Linked DNA regions of Homo sapiens: regions 2 and 3 are each linked to region 1. A link is a contact called in ENCODE Hi-C or POLR2A ChIA-PET data. All regions are on one chromosome and are shown on one strand. The core of a region is the stretch at or near the end of the contact, and the rest is flanking DNA. Distances in the headings are between cores, read along the strand shown. Region 1 overlaps REPS1 (RALBP1 associated Eps domain containing 1). Region 2 overlaps ECT2L (epithelial cell transforming 2 like). Region 3 overlaps ECT2L (epithelial cell transforming 2 like).

The links. A loop is a pair of places that touch in the nucleus more often than their neighbours do. ChIA-PET counts read pairs that join two places held with the same protein, here RNA polymerase II (POLR2A). Pooled maps may share reads with other maps.
Region 2: a loop to region 1 is called in a map of Caco-2, with 6 times the contacts of the local background. The contact joins two enhancer-like sites. A Hi-C loop is called at or near these places in 1 of 168 maps with a recorded cell type or tissue (Caco-2) and 9 of 50 pooled maps. POLR2A ChIA-PET finds 5 or more read pairs at or near these places in 4 of 52 experiments (GM10248, T-cell, activated CD8-positive, alpha-beta memory T cell and 1 more).
Region 3: a loop to region 1 is called in a pooled map, with 3 times the contacts of the local background. The contact joins two enhancer-like sites. A Hi-C loop is called at or near these places in 4 of 50 pooled maps. POLR2A ChIA-PET finds 5 or more read pairs at or near these places in 3 of 52 experiments (GM12878, MCF 10A and activated CD4-positive, alpha-beta T cell).

Annotation. Positions count from the first base shown.
Region 1 is chr6:138,942,764-138,947,058 of GRCh38, forward strand. It overlaps REPS1 (RALBP1 associated Eps domain containing 1), which reads right to left. Exons shown (of 20, transcript NM_001286611.2): 3 at 2,738-2,934; 4 at 2,456-2,609; 5 at 1,735-1,859; 6 at 1,090-1,252; 7 at 750-813. Among named protein-coding and RNA genes, the nearest start is that of REPS1, 43 kb to the right of the region's middle. Within about 2 kb of position 1,793, at least 2 of the 41 ENCODE cell types and tissues checked have a DNase peak (open chromatin) inside an H3K27ac peak, as active enhancers do.
Region 2 is chr6:138,815,515-138,819,809 of GRCh38, forward strand. The region is part of intron 4 of ECT2L (epithelial cell transforming 2 like); the gene reads left to right. Among named protein-coding and RNA genes, the nearest start is that of ECT2L, 22 kb to the left of the region's middle. Within about 2 kb of position 2,422, at least 11 of the 41 ENCODE cell types and tissues checked have a DNase peak (open chromatin) inside an H3K27ac peak, as active enhancers do.
Region 3 is chr6:138,867,203-138,871,497 of GRCh38, forward strand. It overlaps ECT2L (epithelial cell transforming 2 like), which reads left to right. Exons shown (of 22, transcript NM_001077706.3): 13 at 901-1,004. Among named protein-coding and RNA genes, the nearest start is that of ECT2L, 73 kb to the left of the region's middle. Within about 2 kb of position 2,314, at least 5 of the 41 ENCODE cell types and tissues checked have a DNase peak (open chromatin) inside an H3K27ac peak, as active enhancers do.

The sequences.
Region 1 (4,295 bases), core at 543-3,042:
TGTTTTTTTGAGACAGAATCTCGTTCTGTCACCCTGGCTGGAGTGAAATGGCACAATCTTGGCTCACTGCAACCTCCACCTCCCAGGTTCAAGCGAATCTCGTGCCTCAGCCTCCCCAGTAGTTGGGATTACAGGCATGTGCCACCATGCCCGGCTAATTTTTCTGTAGAGACAGGGTTTCACCATGTTGCCCAGGCTGGTCTCAAACTCCTGAGCTCAGGTAATCCACCTGCCTCGGCCTCCCAAAGTGCTAAGATTACAGGTATGAGCCACCGCACCCGGCCCTGGCCTATTTTTATAAAGTAATTTGTGATTACACTTTGTGTTCTAATAGCCAATTCGAACCATATTCCAACACAGCTATTCTTAAGTCTCTGGTTAAATGGAAGCTAACACCATTCCTAAACTTATGGCATGGTATAGGACTTACTAAACTTGATAAAAAACCAATGGGATAAATATAACCATGTATGTGCAAACTAACTTTTATCTCATACATTATGCTAGCAACAAAAAAACAGCTGATACAGCTTAAAGAATTTTAGCTCTTTACAAAGAACTACTGTATCAGTATCACTTATTTCTTTTCTGCAGAATAAGAGAGAAGCTGGCTATTGTAAGGCAATACTGAGTTCTTTGACAGCATTCTTGAAGGGGTTAGTTGTTTATTTTTTAAGGCTCTAAAATCTATCTGCTAGAAACTCCTTGGAAGCAACCCAGTTACCCAACTAATGATATACCACACTTACCAAATATGAGAAAGTTCAAGAATAGGAAGTTTTGATTTTGTAAAAAACTCTTTAGCTGCAGATCCTGAAATATTAAAACAGTGTTGTTTAATGTTATTCTGAACTTACGGATCCACGAACAGAATGTAAGAGTCTTAGACTTTTTTAACTGGGAAAAGATATTTTTAATATGTGAATATGTCATGTTTTTGGCCCCCAGTGATTATAAATTCTTTTTAGACAAATAATCTGATAATTATTTTATAATTAAAATCTATGACCAATAAAACAATGTCTTTGATATTATGAAATTGAGATTCTCCTGTCCCATCTAGAAGAACTTCTGTTTTCAACAACTCACCTGGAATAAATCCGTTTAGATCAGGCTGAATGGTTTTAAACTGATTTACATAATACTGTCTTTGTTCATCTGTTATTTTCCAGGGATCATCATAACTACTGGATTGCCTACGAATTTCAATGGCAGTTGTAGCTGATGCTACAGTTCGTACTGTTGTCTGGTCCTGTAATGAAACATTTTTTCCTCAGTACAATATCTACCTACATGATTATATGGACCAAGATTGCTAGGTTATTTATCTTTGAAAGTAAAACTTGCTTTTTGTGTATATTTAAAATGTAAAACCACACATCTGTTACAGTCAGATTATTGGATATGTTTTTGCACAATGATTATAGAAACGAGTAGAATGACAGCAATTATGTAAGCAACAGAAAGTTATGAAAATGTGCTAAGAAAGCCAAGCAAATATATTTCCAGATGCAGAAACCTTTCAAAACTTCACTAGGGAATCAGAAACAGAAATAAAATCAGCTGAAACATTCCAATGATAACAGATTTGAAATGCACAGAGCAGAATTTTGCTTTTAAATAAATGAGTGGATTTGCATTTATAAAATCTGCAACAGCAAAATATAAAAACAACGACTGGAGCAATACTCTGAATGAAGCAAATAAAAATGCAATACCAATAAAATGTCACACCTGGACAGAAGCAGGATGCATGGTTAAAAGAGTACTGGTTGGTGGAGTATCTGCAAAACTGACCCAGTTTTCTTGAGGTGGAGGTGGGGAATGCCCTGACCACACTGCATCACCAGCAGAAGAACCTATAAGGAGAATGGGTAAACATGCTGACTCATGTTTGAGGAAAAAAGTTACTAGGAAGTTTTCTTTCCAACTCTTACTCTGAAGAAATCTAACAATTTCCAAAATGGAATCTTTTCTGTTCTATTAGAAATTATACCTCATTTAAATATCTTCAATTATTTTGTGCTCTCCTTGTCAATAAAATGTATGTAATATATACATAATATTCTGGGAAATAATTATTCATTTTACCTTTAGAGAATCTGGTATCCATAAACTTGTCTAAACATCACAGATACACATAAATGCAATTACCACTTTTCAAAGCAATGTATCCACTTACAAATTTCCATAGTTGGTTTTTGCTTCTATTTAACTTAAACTTACAATTAAAAACTATCTGGGAGGCAACTCCTGAAGGAATATTATCAAGTTTCCTTCAATTTACAACCCTAAATAATTGTTACTTTCAAAAAATCTCTAAGCCAGGTTCTGTGGCACAAGCCTATAATCCCCACCTACTCAGGAGGCTGAGGCAGGAGGATCATTTGAACCCAGGAGTGCAAGACCAGCCTGGGCAACACAATGACACTCTAATCAATCAATCTCTAAATACCTGATTGTGCTTCACCAAAGGGAGACCAAAATGGCCCAGGTCCCGCGAGAGGCCTCTCACTATTCCCACCGCTGGGATGACGGCTGTGCTTCCTCCATGTGTGTGGAGAAGTTGGTGGGGATTGCTGTGGTGAAACTACTGGGGATGCAGGTTCCTAGAAAAGAATATTATTTTAAAATTTTAACTTTAAGGAGACATTTTAATTATTAAGCTACCAATAAGAGCCTTAGTGAAGCATTTGCACAGGGCATCAACTGCTAATATTTACATGCATGTGATTACCTGTGCATCTGCAGATGTACGAGGCTGAACCGTATCATGGCTTACGGATCCCTTTTTCACTTGCCCCCTGCCAGGTGGTGGGGGAATTACACCAGAATACGACCCTTGATTTTCAGAATCTGAAGAATATGAGGCTGCATGGCGAGATTCCTGTTCATTCTTTGAAGCAACAAATCTTGGCAGAGGAAGGTCCTTTACTGTTAACCACAAAATAATCATTACTTCAAAATAAAAAAGGACATATATATTGAAAACTAAAATAAGACATGAATTAGATATTAGAATTTTTGTAAAAATGGATACAGAAACAAGAGGCACAAAATGTCTATCACCACAAAATTTGGACCACCATCTCCCTTACATTATTTAGGGAGACTCTTATCTAGAAAGAAGTAATAAAACCAAATTGTCCTTCTAATGAGTGATAACAATGGCTACATCAAATGTCTACGTATGTTTGGCCCTATACTTGCCACTGAATATTTATTTCACCTCGTAACCACAGTACCCCTGCAAAGCTCCTATTTACAGATAAGAAAACTGAGGCTCCATGATGCCAAGGTCATGCTTGTAGTAACTGACAGTTAAGATATAAACCTAGATCAGTCAGACCCCAAAGCCTAGGCTGCTTCTACTCACACCGGGTCTTTAAAGTAAGATTTTAGACCTCTAAGTAAAACACAGAATATGTCACTAAGTCTGAGACTAGATTTAGAAATTTTCATGGCAGAAATTCTTAAAAATACCTTATTGTTCACCCCCCAAAAATATGGTAGAGTATTCTATCTATCCACTGTAGTCTGGCTTATGTTTCTCCTACAGCCAGATATTCTACATTCAATTTTAAATAGAGGAGAAAGATGAAGGACTGAGAAACTGTTTGCAGGTAAATAAGTGATACTTTTAGACCAGAAAAAATACAGCTACAAAATCATTTCAGAGGAAAGCGTACTTACCTCCATTACATGATTACTTTCGTCTCTGTTTAGAACCTCCACATGAAGGAAGGAAACTATTAAGCTTATTCAATATACATGTAAAAGAATTCAAAATTACCTGAAAAGAATGTAAACTCCCAACACTAGAAGAATGATGTGTGGCAAACTAGAGGTCCACAATGAAAACCTCTACCGACCAATAAACTAAACTGGTACTTAAAACTATTTCTACAAATTCTGATATTTACAGAATTTTACAGAAATTTTTCTGTACAGATTATTTTTAAAATCTTAATTTTTCTCTTTCCCCTTTACTCTATGAAAATGAAAGAACCCTCTGCATTTAAGTGCCTTTCTTTATAGAATTTCTATCTTCTTTCACATCAACAAGCCTCTAAATACTTGAAAAACAAATTATCTGATGTAACACTTCGATATGGTTTGACTCTGTGTTCCCACCCAAATCTCATCTTGAATTGTAATTCCCACATGGGAGGTGATTAGATCATGGGGGCGGTTCCCCCATGCTGCTCTTGTGATAGTGAGCAAGTTCTCATGAGATCTGATGGTTTAAATGTCTGTGGCTATTCCCCCTTGCTCTCTCTCTCTCTCTCTCTCTC
Region 2 (4,295 bases), core at 1,172-3,671, 130 kb before region 1:
ATTTCTGGTAGCCCGAGGCCAACAATGAGGGTAAAAATAATAGAATACTATTTCTGAAACATTGTCCTTTTGAATGAATCTTTTGCCCAGAGGAGAAAGAGCTGGGACTTCATCAGTCCTACAGAGGAGACTGTGTGAAGTTGTTTGGGCTTATTTACTAATGTTTGTTTAGAAAAACTCTAGGTATGGCATCATTTGATGTTAGGTACTTTCACTAGAACTTGGTGGTGAGGTTGCAGGAGAGGGTAACCTTCGGATGTCTTAGATACCCAGCAAAAATATCTGAGAGTGGTGCATGATCAAATTGGCATATTTTAGGTGGAGTACTTGCTTCCTGTTCTTTCTTACATGTTTTCCTGCCAGTCTCTTTTGATCAGCCATTTTTTCTCTCCTCCTCACCTGTCAGCTACTCCTGCATCTGTGGGTGCAAAGCAGATTGTTAACGGACTCTCCCCATGGAGTCACTGGAAGGAGACAGGCATCTTCCTGGCTCTGTTGAAAGAGGCTGCAAAGACAGGGCACAGATAAACAGGCCCTTCAGTCAATGTTGAAAAATCAGGGGGAAGACATTTTATGATAGTCATTGGCTATGTTTCTTTTTACTCCAACTTTGCAGCTTTCAAGATAAGAAAATAACAGACCAGACCTCACATTTATAACCACTTTGTGCATCATGTTCTAGGCTCACGTATCATAAACCAGGCAATTTTAGTTGTGACCACTGGAGGTCATTAGAGATCTTATGGTATATTTTGAAGCAGCTTAACTCAGGCCTGACTTTTTGTCACTGGAAATTGCATCCTTTGTCCGGTAACTGAATTCTTTTTTCTGTGAGACAAGAATATAAAACTAACCTGTTCAGTGAAAGTACTTTTTTTTTTTGTTTGTTTGTTTGTTTTTGGATAGCAGCAGCATTTCTTCAGAGAGCAGACTGTATTTCATAGTTTCATGAATGTTAGTATAAATTTCCTTTAAACATTTTTTTTTTGAGATGGAGTCTTGCTCTGTCGCCCAGGCTGGAGTGCAGTGGCGCGATCTCAGCTCACTGCAAGCTCTGCCCCCGGGGTTCATGCCATTCTCCTGCCTCAGCCTCCTGAGTAGCTGGGACTACAGGCGCCCACCACCACGCCCAGCTACTTTTTTTGTATTTTTAGTAGAGATGGGGTTTCACCGTGTTAGCCAGGATGGTCTCGATCTCCTGATCTCATGATCTGCCTGCCTCGGCCTCCCAAAGTGCTGGGATTACAGGCATGAGCCGCCGCGCCCGGCCTAAACATCTTTATTGAGATATAATTCACATACAATAAAAATCACCCATTTACGGGTACAATTCAGTGGTTCCGGTACATTCACAGAGTTGTGTGATCATCATCACATGTTAAGTTTAGACCATTTCATCATCCCACAAAGAACCCCCCTACCCATTAACAGTAACTTCTCATCTCCATCCCTCTAGATCTGGGCAAACACAAATCTGCTTTCTGTCTCTATAAATTTGCCTATTCTGGACTTTTCGTATAAATGGAATTAGACAGTATGTGGTCTTTTGTGACTGGCTTCTTTCACATATTATAACGTTCTCAAGGTTCATCCATTTTGTTACACATGTCAGTACTTCTTTCCTTTATTGCCAAATATTATCCCATTGTATGGATGTGCCATATTTTATTTATCCACTCCTCAGTTGATTATTGTAAATAATTATTATAAATAGTGCTGCTATGAACATCTGTGTCCAAGTTTTGCATAGAGATGTTTTATTTCTCTTAGCTATACATATAGGAGTGGAATTGCTGGGTCCAATGGTAGTGCAATCAATTTTTAATTATTAAGCATTTCTTTTGGATCATTTATTCCTGTAGTCTTGCTTACCCAATAACTGTAAATAAATTAATAAATGAAAGAAATTAGTATTATTTGAATACTTGAAATGTTTATATGTAAGCTAGGCTATATTTGTGCAATACCTTTCTTTCAAGGTAGAGAGGCCATTGTTTTAGATGGTTTTATAATTTCCAAATAATTTTGTTTTAATTCAGTCAGTTATAAACAGGGTATTGCAATATTGGTGGAAACTGTCAACACAATTTTCTTTTAAAAAATTATTCATAATCTCTATGAGATATATTCAAATATCTTAGAGTTTTCTTTCCTGGCCTAATAAGTATTCCCTAGTAAGTTTTAAGATGATTTCCTAAGTGGAATTTTATGATATTTAAGACATTTTTTAAAGGTTTAGCTTCTTAAACCATCCCTCTGGCAAACTAAAATGTCCCTTCTCCTGGGAAGACTTCTCTGCTGGTCTTTCATGCCTAGCAACTTTATACCTCAATTGTGGCTTTTCTTGGTATGTTATGGCCCCGTGTCGTCCACATGACTAATGGTTTCCAGTGATGTCTTTCCCCTACCACTTGACTAGGTTGACCTTTCCTGTGACTCCTTAAAGGAAACTGGGCTGCTTGTGTCTGTTACACTCAGAGAAACCCGTGAGGAGTTTGAATCAGTCCCCTTGCCACACTGGTGGAACCGGTTTTGAATTGCCTCTGCTTAGTGCCTGGTAATTCCTCAAACAAAGGCCTTTGGTTCCAGAGCCAGAGCTGCTCAAACTTGCAGCTTTCCTGGATGGGTGGGGCAGCATTCATGCAACTGCATTCCCTAGAGGGGGAATGCATTGACCCAGGTGTGTATGTGCGTGTGCGTGTGAGATCATAAACAGCCCATGAAGGATTCACTCTCGTCACTTGTCTCCATCAGAGCAGACTTGAAATGGGGTTGGAGGGCAGAAAAATATCCACCAAGGTGTATTAAGAGAGAACAGCCCCCTCTCCCACTTCATTACCCCCTCTTCCATTCTTCCCACGCAGCCTGTGAGGGCTCACTTGAGGACGTCTGTCTCAGCTGTGATCTGTGAGGCAATCTGGTGTGCAGTTTTTCAGAGACAACATACTCCTAGGTTAATTTTAAATATAGAGCAGCCATGTCACTCTCAGTTACTGAATGTCCATTTAAAAGGAGAGTATTTCTGTGTGGAGATGGTAAAGAGGTTAAAGAAGAAAACATCGAATGAAACTTGCTGAAGACAGTAAGGCGGACGTTACTGAGAACCTTGGAGATAGCTACAGGGACTGCTGCATGGGGTCACGGGAGAGAGATTGGGCTCAACTTCAAATGCAGCATGGGCGGATAGCCAAGGAGCAGGATGGGGCTCAATGGATGGAAAATTACTCGAGGAAACATCAGGGGTAAGCGGGGATCTGAATACACTGACCCAACAGGACTCTCGCTGATGACAGGCCAGGGTGCTCAGACAACACCTGGGGGAGGGTGGAGGATGAGGAACCTGACAAGATATCCGGGGGTGGGGGGTTCTTCCTAAACTGACTTAACAGGGCTCTTTACTAAAGCAGAATTTTATAAGGAAGTGCACAGGTGGGCCAAGGGGAAGTTTCAGAAGCTTGACTAAAGTTTGGTCAAGCAGAGAATCTTTGTCAGAGAGGAGAGGGGAGTATTCAAAGTGAAAGTGTACACTTGTATCTAAAACGACTGTTTTCTAAATATCCAAGGCAAGTCTGGAAATTTGAGTCATCTTCACTTCCTTCCCCTTTGCCCAGTATTCTGCACATGTTCCTGCCCTTCTACCTGCATGGGCTGGTTAAGGATAACTGTATGAAATATTAGCATTTGCAATTGGGATGGTTTTTAGAGGTGGATGATGCTTAAAAAAAAAAAAAAAAAAAGGAAATCATTGCGTTTTAAAAGGAAGGGAGAAAGCAGAAAGCCAAAGCTCTTTTTTTTTGTGTGGATGGAGGGAAGGTTATTGGCCTATATTAGGCAACATCCACTGGCTTGAAGTTCTCACTCCCATTTTGTGAGTGTGTGGAGCTGCTCTCCCCTCCTTTCTCATGTTGAGCTTCTCTGTCTACCGCTTGACACCACCTGACACTATGTGACATGCAGGACTTGTTTATTTGCTGTCTGCCTACCCCATTAGAATGATGGCTCCATGATAGCAAAGACTTTGGTGACTCTTTTCATCTCTAGCACTTAGAGCCATACCAGGCACATAGCAGCCACTCAATAAATGCTTGTTGAATGAATTCAGATATCTAAAGCACTCCTAATTCCAAAAATGACAAAAAGATAATCAGAAAAAAATTTTCATTTGGTAGCTCTCTAGGAGGAAGGAGTTTTTCAAAATATTCCAAGTTTTAATTAAAAAAAAATTAGCCGGGCGTGGTGGCGGGCACCTCTAATCCCAGCTATTCGGGAGGCTGAGGCAGGAGAATCGCTTGAAC
Region 3 (4,295 bases), core at 1,064-3,563, 75 kb before region 1:
TGCTCTCTCCTTATTGTCCAATTTATACATTTCATTCAATATCAGCTTTGCCGGAGTGGGCACTTTTTATAGACTAGACATTTAAATTACTTTGGTTCATTTTATATTTTATCATAGTAGAAATCCTCATTGCATAATAGAATTTTTACTGCTATTCTTTGCATTTTTATCCACTAAAAAAACAACTGTGGGTCCAGTACGGTGGCTCATGTCTGTAGTCCCAATGCTTTGGGAGGCTGAGGTGGGCAGATTGCTTGAGGCCAGGAGTTTGAGACCAGCCTGGGAAACACAGCAAGACCCCATCTCTACAAAAAGTTAAAAAGTTGGCTGGCTGCAGTGGCTCACGCCTGTAATCCCAGCACTTTGGGAGGCCAAGGCAGGAGGATCACTTGAGGTCAGGAGTTCAAGACCAGCCTGGCCAACATGGTGAAACCCGGTCTCTCCTAAAACTACAAAAAAAAAAAAAAAAAAAAAAATTTAGCTGGGCGTGGTGGCAGGCACCTGTAATCCTAGCTACTCAGGAGGCTGAGGAAGGAGAATTGCTTGAACCCAGGAGGCGGAGGTTGCAGTGAGCCCAGATTGCGCCACTGCATTCCAGCCTGGGTGACAAGAGCGAGACTCCATCTCAAAATAAATAAATAAATAAAAGTTAAAAAATTAAGCAGGCATGGTGGTGCATGCCTATAGTCCCAGTTACTTGAGAAGCTGAGGTGGGAGGATCACTTGGATCAAGGCTGCAGTGAGCTATGATTTTGCCACAGCACCCCAGCCTGGGCAACAGAGTAAGATTCTGTCTCAAAAAAAAAAAAAAAAAAAAGAAACTGTGAGGACTGAGTTGTTGTTTTTAAATCACATTTCTTACATAAATCAATTACAGGGCATGTGGCCTTGTATTTACAGGGCAGTTTATGTTTGACACCATGGGTATGACCAACATTCTAAACAACCAAGATACTGCGCAAGCTCTGGCAGATGGATTGATGGAGTTGTCAAAAGAAGATTCTGTAAGTGTTTCTTTGAAGAAAGTAAACTATGAAAACCAACATTTAAATAAATTCTGTTTGCAGTTATTATTAATTTTTTTGACCAGTTTATCCCTTTCAGAGCACAGTTCCTCAGAGAAATTACATCAGTTTATAAAAATAGCCACTAAGAGATTCTGGGCCCAAGATGTGTTAAGTACACAAAACAGACAAGTAGGAAAATCTTCTAGGTTATTTAAAGTTTATTACATTGTGCCCTGTTTTCTGTCTTGTGCTTAATTTCAGTCAGAAGTGACTTTTTTTTTTTTTTAATAAAACATGTTAGTGGCTTTATATTTCACATAAACTTTACTCAACAGAGAAACCAATTCCTAGTTTCAGGAGAAATCTGAGAAAGTGTGACCCAGATGTGAAAAGATGACGGGAAAAGGGGCTAGATGAGAGAGGAAGGGAAAGAGAACACAACGGAACGGAAAGAAGCAAATCAGTAATTCGGCTGGGGATGGGTGTAGGAGAAACCCAAAGAAACAATTTCATCAGACACAGATCCAAGGTTCTCTCTCATTAAGGTCAGTCTACACTTCAGAAAACAGTGAGAAGGAGCCAGTCCACATTTCAGAAAATAGTGAGGAGAGGCCAGTCTCCAGACAGCTCTCCCAGCCCCAAAGAGGACAGCATGGCTATAGGAAAATGCAATGTGGCCAGGCGTGGTGGCTTATGCCTGTAATCCCAGCACTTTGGGAGGCCGAGGCAGGCGGATCATTTGAGATCAGGAGTTGGAGACCAGCCTGGCCAACATGGTGAAACCCCGTCTCTACTAAAAATACAAAAACTAGCCGGGCATGGTGGCGGGCACCTGTAATCCCAGCTGCTCAGGGGGCTGAGGCCAGGGAATTGTTTGAACCCAGGAGGTGAAGGTTGCAGTGAGCTGGGATCGTGCCATTGCACTCCAGCCTGGGTGACAAAGCAAGACTCTGTCTCAAAAAAAGAAAAAGAAAAGAAAAGGCAACGTGCAGCTCTCCCTCTGAGGGGAGTCGGGAATAGAATGGAGATAGGGCTGCTGTTAACATATTCAATAATCTAAATTCTCTAGTTTCCAAGGAATTCTCAAGGAGAGTCTCAAATCTTTCTCTTCCACCATCATAATTCTGCTTTGTGGGTGAATTTAACATTGTCTCTGCACACATTCTCTCTCTCCTTATTATTGAGTATCTGCTCCTGTTTCAGTGTGGCTTCCTGGGTCTGCACCAGGCATTTCTGGGCGTAGCTGTCCTGCACTGGGTGGGGGCTGCGAAGCTGCATTAGCTGTAGTTTGTCTCCTGTGAAGTCTCAGCTCTGCAGTGAGGCTCAGGCAGCCCAATGACGAAAGGCCTTTGGCGAGCCTTGCTGATAAAATGAGCAGGGATATTCACAGAGGTGCCCCCTCACTGTCTGCCAAAACACTGAAGGATTACTCAGCATGCTTGGTGTCAGTTCAGTGTACTTATTTCCACCTAATTATTTAAAAATAACCATGTATGATATAATTTGGATGGTGCTCAAACCTATAGCCTGAGGGGAACCAAATTTGAGAGCCCCAGCATGTTTTCCCAGCAATTCTGCTACTGCAGCCTCTCTCCCAGGCCTTCTTCCTCCCCCTGAAAGACAACAAGATCCTTCCTGTCCCGTTTCCTCATTTGGCCAAGGGGTTGGTGTGGGCCACTTTGGTTCCAAAGATCTTGAGAGACCCTCCCATAAAATTTTGGTGTCTTAACTGGATTGTGACAAATTGTTGAGAACCAAGAGTACATATGGTAACTGGAATATGAGATGAACTAGAAAGTCTCATGTACTGACTTGAATTGAGCACTAGTCACTCTGTTTTCTGGACATGTCAATTAATTAGGTAGAAAGCTGAAATCCCTGCTAAAAAGTGTGCTCTCTCTTCTGCTGCAGTATTGACATCTGTATTTCAGAAGAATGTTTTAAATGGGCATTTTTCTTGCGGGGGGGTTGGGCATTCTTTAGGACAAACCTCTGGAATTTTTGTCGTATTTTCTGCTGAAGAAATGTGGCAAAAAGATCAAAGATGTTGAAGGAAATGTTATTCCAACAAAATGTGACCCAAAGACAACATTCAGTTTATTCATGAAGGTAAAGTTGCTGCTGAATTTTTATGCCATTGCTTTTCTGTAGAGTTAGGCACATGTGATAAAGAAATTCATAAATCATTATATGAGCTCTACTGGGAAGCTTTAACTTGTCATTTCTCCAAAGAATTTTATTTTCATGAAGTATTACTAAAATAGGGTGTTTTGTAGTTTCATAATATGAGTAACATTTAAGCCGCTTAAAAGCATAAACTGCAACATGTTAACTTGAGTAACACTATTTGGTTGTGGGGAGAAAGGTAGAAATTTGCATTTTGCTTTGACATTTATGAGCCCTGAGAGAACTTAAGGGGAATTTTTTTTTGAGGGAGGTGAAACTAAGAATAGTTCTTTTTTTTCTTAGTTGAGATTCAAATTCATTAAAGAAAAAAATGGGTTTAAAGCGAGTTCTGGCTGGGCGCGGTGGCTCACGCTTGCAATCCCAGCACTTTGGGAGGCCCAGGCGGGCAGATCATTTGAGGTCAGGAGTTTGAGACCAGCCTGGCCAACATGGTGAAACCCCGTCTCTACTAAAAATACAAAAATTAGCTGGGCATCGTGGCATGCCTATAATCCCAGCTACTCAGGAGGCTGAGGCAGGAGAATCACTTGAACCCAGGGGGGTTCAGTGAGCCAAGGTTTGCTTGAACCCGGGGAGGTTCAGTGAGCAGAGGTTGCAGTGAGCCAAGATCGCACCACTTTACTCCACCCTGGGTGACAGAGTGAGACTCTGTCGTAAATAAATAAAACTAGTTCATCAGGCCAAAAAGAATAATTTTGCCAGTACTATATTAGGAATCCAAGCATTCTTGTTTACATGAAATAACCAGGATTCAAGAAATGCTGAGAATTACATTGTCGTTCACATAACTGATTTCTATGTAGGGGAAAATACTGTTTTAGAACCATTTTATGTCCATAGGAAAGTCACCTGTCTTTGATGTTTGAAGGCGTAGGATGGCAGTCCCTAACATAATCTCACCATGGAGGGCTGCTAGGAGTAAGAGACTTGTGAGCACCTCTAGCAGGCAAATCATTTGTTGCCCTATTAACCTGATATTCTGGAAGTATTTGTTAATGCTTCTTTAAAGGACAGTGCAGGGCAGGGCAGGAGCAGACATAGAGAACTGCTGGAGGCAGCATTCCCTCTGCCTGCTGCCCCAAATGAACTCAGCAGCACACG